2 separate regions of the Homo sapiens genome follow, and region 1 is linked to region 2. A link is an interaction called in ENCODE POLR2A ChIA-PET data of the cell type or tissue named here. Cell type or tissue: OCI-LY7. All regions are shown on one strand. Each heading gives the region's core, and the rest is flanking DNA. Links, peaks and the distances in the headings are about the cores only. Region 1 has its middle 110 kb from the start of TNFRSF21. Region 2 has its middle 45 kb from the start of TNFRSF21.

Region 1 (2,927 bases), core at 211-2,710, 160 kb after region 2:
CTACCTCCTACTCCCCAAACCTTGCTCCTAACCATTTAGGAGCCTTTCATTGAGTGCCCATAGTACCTAGCTATCTTCTGAGATTAGTACTTGCCATACTTTACTTCCATTGCTTGTAACATCTAAATCTAAATACAGATACCAGGTTTGAGTCTTAGGAAGATGACTCCAAGAGGAGCATGAAGGATGAATTGGAGGGCCATGAAAACTGGAGTGCAGAAAATGATAGGAGGAAATTTTATTTATTTGATTGTAATGAGAGGGCTAGAGATGCAGACGGAGAAGAAGGCAGAAAGAAATCCATTTAAAAGGTGCCATTATAAGGTCTGATGACCCATCAGATGGAAGAAAGGTCTTGTGGGGTACAAAAGAGGGAGCAATTAATACCCAGTGTTCTGTTGTGAGCACATGGATTTGTTTTTGTTCCACTAAATAAATTAGGAAAGATATGGGTTCTGGAGTCAGATGGGCCTGAAGACCAATCTCATTTTTGTTGAACTAGCCATTAATTTTTAGCTAAGTTATGTGACCAGGCTGAGGTTTGATATCGTTCCCCTATAAAATAGGATTGATAAAATCAACCTTGCAGAGTTGTGAGGATTGAAATGAGGTCAAGTAAGAAACACTCCTCGCGCAGGGCCTGACACACACACACCAGCAGGCACTCAGTGAATTAAGATGATGATGGTTTGAGGTCTGAAGATGCTAAATTCCAGATCCCTACAGAACATCCCTGTAAACAAATTAGCTACCCAAGTAGACAAAAGCCATCTTCGACCGTGTCTCTTCCAGCACTTATCAAGATCTAGATTTTCAACATCGAAGCCCTCAAAACATTATCTTAATTTACTGTCTTACACCTTAGAATCTGGGACTATTGTTTTGTTAAAACTCCAGGGCTTACATGGATTCATTGACAAGTGAGGTGCCACTTAGATTTGAACAAGTGGAGATTGGCGAAAGGTCAGGAGCAGTAGTGAAGGGCTAGTACCTAAAGAGTGTGATTCAATAAATAGAAGGCATGCTCCTATCTGTAGGTAAGACTCAAGGTGACGCATTAGCCTTTTCAGCAGCTGTTTCCTCCTTGGCCAGGACTTAACAGAGCAGCAAGATCTTGGCACACATTAAAAATCTCACCCCAAGAAGTTTCACGAAACACTCTCTTTAGTTTGGGTGGATAAAGGAAAAGCAGGCAGAATGCTTCATGTCAATGAATAGGATTGTTGCTATTCTTCTCCTGATGCGTAGAAAGTTTCCAAACTCAGAGTGAGCCCTGTTGGTTGAAGAAACCACTAACTTCAAAAGCAGTCCATCATGGTCTTTCAGCAACGTGGCATTTGTTGAACTGAATTTGGGTGACTTTAAGGGCTCTATTTCCAGTTCACACTCAGGGGCAGGTCCTTGATTTTAAACAAAGAGAGTTGAAACTCTTCTGCAATCTGTAGACTGCCTAGTTAATCAGATAACATCTTCTGAGACAGAATCAAAAGGGAAGTTTCCGAGGGAATTTCAAAGTTATACCATAAATAGCTGAGGAGACTGTAGCTGGTCTAAACTTTTCTTTGATTCCTAGCTCTAATGTGGCCTTTTGGATACACACCAGCTATTTCTCTGATTTATTTCTGAACTACAAAGAGGGTCTTCAACACCTGAGTTCTGAAAAAGAGAAAGTGAAAGTGATGTATGCTCTTTATAGCACTGAGGAGCTAGATTTCAACATATAATGAATTGAACCTTTTTCTTTTTTTTGACTATCAACAACATACACTATAAAGCCAAATCAATACTAATCAACAATACTTAATTATGACTAGGTTCAAATAGAGACCCAGCTGACCATTTTTAGACATTTATAACAAACTGTCATTTCATGCATGTCATCCCATTTAATTATATTAATTTTCACAACAAATTAGTGAATGAGGTATTACTAGTCTCATTCTAAAAATGAAGAAACTGAGTTTCAAGGTCACTTAGCTAATATCTTACTCTAACTGTAACCACCAGATTTTTTTTAAAGAAGAATACTGTTTTTATATAGTAAATAGTAGCCATGAATCAATGCAGAAAAATTTACAAATAAGATATTTTAAAACTTATAAATTAAGGGTAATGAGATAGACTATAAACTACTTGAGGTCACAGGCTATGTCTTACTTTGCTTTTTAGCCCCAGATCTCAATATGAAGGGAGATGTAATAAATGTTTGTGGAACAACATGCATGAATAATAATAATTTTGGGGGCCTTGCATAAATGTATAACCTTGCATGAAATAATAGAATTCCAGAACTGGAAGAGATTTTAGAAGCATCTACATGAGTGGTTCCCAAACTTTAGCATGTAGCATCAGAATTCTCTAAAGGGTTTGTTAAAACACAGATAGCTAGGCCCCAGCCTGAGTTCACAACCCTGGTTCCACCAATTATTAGATGGGTGAAGTAGAATAAAACACTTGTCTCAGTCTCATTTTTCTTATAAACAAAATGGAGATGCTAATAATGTCACCATGTTACAGACTTTTTTTGTAAGGATTCAATGGCCTGAGAAACTCAATTCAATCATCCTGAGAGTTCCTGGTTCAGAAAGTCTGAAATGGGCTTTTGAATCTGCATTTTTAGTAAATTTCCACATGAAGCTGATGCTGCTGGTTCAGGGACCACACTTTAAAAATCACTAACCTGCAACAACTATAACTAACATTTATTAAGGGCTTATGACATGCCAGGCACTATGCTAAAGTACATTGCCTGCATTAAGTCATTCAATCATTACAATAAGTCTGTAAAATGGTGATATTATTAGCATCCCCATTTTATTTATAAGAAGAATGAGACATAGAGAAGTGTTTTATCCAACTTTGCCCATCTAATAACTGGTGGAACCAGGATTGTGAACTCAGGAAGTCTGATGCTAGATCCAGCACTT
Region 2 (2,927 bases), core at 98-2,597:
TTGTAAGTGTTCTTTATTATTCTAAATACTAGACCCTTATCAGATAAATAATTTGAAAAAATTTCCCCCGATCTGTGGGTTGTCTTTTCACTTTCTTAATAGTATCTTTTTTGAGATTGTTTTGCCTATTCCAGGTCTCTTTCGTTTCTGTATTAATTTTAGAATTAACTCATCCTTTTCTTCAAAGAAGGTAGCTGGAATTTTGATAGACATTGCATTGAATCTGTAGTTCAATGTGGCGAATATTAACATCATCATAATATTAAATCTTCCAACCCATGAACATTTATTTAGGTGTTCTTTAATTTCTTTCTGCAATGTTTTGTAGTTTTCAGTGTACATGAAACTTGGTTAAATCTTTGCCTAATTATTTTATTTTATATGCTATTACAAATTGTCATAGTGGAATTATAGTGACTTTATTAGGGCTTGCTTTGACTGTATATTTCCCCAATTTCTCTGTTCAGCTATCTGCTTCTGTTAGTATCACACTCAGCTTTTATGCTCCATTAATTACTGGCTGATTGCTCTGTTGTTTTGGATAATGCACAGGATGTTAACTTACTTCATAGTCTGATACAATTGAATTTGGGCCCTTTGCAGAGATAGTTTTTAAGGCAAGTCTTTGAGATTTGTTCTGACCCCTGGAGGGCTCTCCTTAGCAGTCTCTAGCCAAACTACAGTTTACCTCATTACTCAAATGAGCTACCAGCCTCCTCTTAATTCCTTACTACCAAAATCTTCATTGTTTTTGAGAGTGACCTTAGGCTTGAACTTCCCCATACTGTGTTTCAAATAAAGCCCATTTCTTTAGGAAGAAGTTTGGAACTTTCTATTCTTCTGAAAAAATAGAAAGGGAGCACCTCTGCCCCTGAACAAAATCTTGGAGCCCCTGTTCTGGAGCAGGAGAAGAAAACAGTGTCAAACTTCTCTTGGAGTGACATTCCTGCTTAACAAGCAGGGCACTGGATGGAGGTGATAGCCTCTGCTCTTCTGGTTTGCCTCTTCCAGCATGGAATCTCTGTTGCATGAATAAGCTGAGGCAAGAGTAGTCACGATCTCATTATTTTCAGCCTGCCAGATCTGGGGCCAAGCCTGCGCCTCTAAAAGTATGAGATGAGTGGAGGAAAGGAGCCACTGTATTTTGGCCACACTTATCTAGAATTTAGCCTCAGCAACTTGGAGCTGGAGGGGATGAGAAATGCTGTTGGTCTGCCCTTCTTGGGAAGATAACGTATTACTTAACTGGAGGCCGAGAGTTGAGGGACCTTGTTTTCTTGGCCATCCACCCAGATTGGAGCTTCAGGCATTGCACTGAAATATGGATGAATGAGGACAGGAGTGGTGGTGGCTCAAGTGCCAGACTCTTGGTGTTCTTACCGAGATTTGGTAAATTTTCTTGAATAAATCTTTCTTTATTTGCATATGCCCTTAGATCAATTTTCAGAGATGTGAAATCGTTGTTTTAATACAATTTTCATTAATTATAGCTGTTTCCTGGAGAGCGGGGTCCTTAGAGCATTTCATGGGGGCTTTCTGGAAGTGGAAGGAGTAGTATTATTTTAGACAAAAGTCTAAAAACCATAAAGGGGAAATTTTGTTGGCTTTTTACTGTATTTAAATGAAAAACATTTGTTCAACAACAGTTGGCATATAAGAAGTTATCTAGTGAATACAATGGGGCTGATTGAAATAAAATATCTACACGGTATATTGATAATAAAATATTACATACTGTTAATGGATATACATCTAGAATGCATAGAAATCCCTGCTAATCTGCAACAAAAGATCAGCAGCCTAACAGAAAAAGGAACAGTAGATGTGAGTAGGCAATTCACAGAAAGTGGAAATCCTTATAGCTAATAAATTCATGAAAAGAGGCTTAGCTTCATTAGCAGTCATTTAAAATGCAATTAAAATGAGATTTCATTTTTCTCTCAACAATAGGCAATAAGTAAGTAATATGCTATCAAATGTTGATAATAAATGGGGAAGCAGAAAGCTTCATGCACTGCTGAGAGTATAAGCTTTTGGAGAACAGTCTGGTGGTTTTTAGTGAAATGAAATATGCATTTCTCTTATAACTCAGGAAATCCCATGCTTGGGCAATTATCTTGGAAAATATTTCACAAAGAAACATTGTTACTAATATCTGTCAGAGCAGAGATTTGGAACCAACCCAAATGTTCATCAACAGGGAACAGATGAACATAATGTGGTATATGTACATTATGAAATACAGTGTTTCAATAAAAAAGAAGGAACTAGATCAACATGTGTCAATGAGGGTAGTTCACAAACGTAATATAGAGTATAAAAAGTAAAAAGCAAAATAAAAGGCTTAGCACAATGCAGTTTATACAAAACACAAAATAATACTTTATGTTGTTCATTGTTACACAAACTTGTGAATAAAGGTATGGATGATGGAATGACATGCGTTAAATATATGAGATTGAATGTGCATGATGAGAGAAGAGATGGCAAGTGGCATTGAGTATGGGAGGTGAAGATGACAAAAAATGCATACAATTAAATTTAAAAGGGCCTATGCAGGTTGTGCTGTCAATCATGTGCTACAAACTCTAGAGTATGATTCATCCTATCATTCAGATTCTGGATGTGAGAGCCTCACAAATATTAGTGATGGCAATAAAATGAGATAATGTGTGTATAAGTGCCCAGCAGGGAAACCAGGCATTGCTAGGTCTCCTTTCCTTTCTGACTATCATATTGAGGTAGTATCCGAACAAGACAGATAAATATTCAAGATAGACTTTGAAAATTCCTACAAAATTTATAGTTTGAATTACTTTCGTAAAAACTAGGCATGAATTACTATTATAAAAATTACTATTTATTTGCTTACACTGGCCAGTGGCTCAGCCAGGTAGAGACCAACTGAGAGCACAAGAGTGTAAAAG

What was found. Peaks named below come from ENCODE experiments on the same cell type or tissue, not always from the same donor. Only the 100,000 strongest peaks of a DNase experiment are listed, where the experiment ranks them.
Region 1: POLR2A ChIA-PET joins it to region 2 with 5 read pairs; 1 of 35 experiments calls an interaction of 5 or more read pairs at or near these places.

Annotation. Positions count from the first base shown.
Region 1 is chr6:47,196,575-47,199,501 of GRCh38, reverse strand. No RefSeq gene overlaps it. Among named protein-coding and RNA genes, the nearest start is that of TNFRSF21, 110 kb to the left of the region's middle. In OCI-LY7, for the core only: no CTCF peak of the experiment used is centred there; DNase peaks (open chromatin) are centred at 1,381 and 1,641; H3K4me3 peaks cover 917 bases; H3K27ac peaks cover 961 bases.
Region 2 is chr6:47,353,291-47,356,217 of GRCh38, reverse strand. No RefSeq gene overlaps it. Among named protein-coding and RNA genes, the nearest start is that of TNFRSF21, 45 kb to the right of the region's middle. In OCI-LY7, for the core only: a CTCF peak has its summit at 342; no DNase peak of the experiment used is centred there.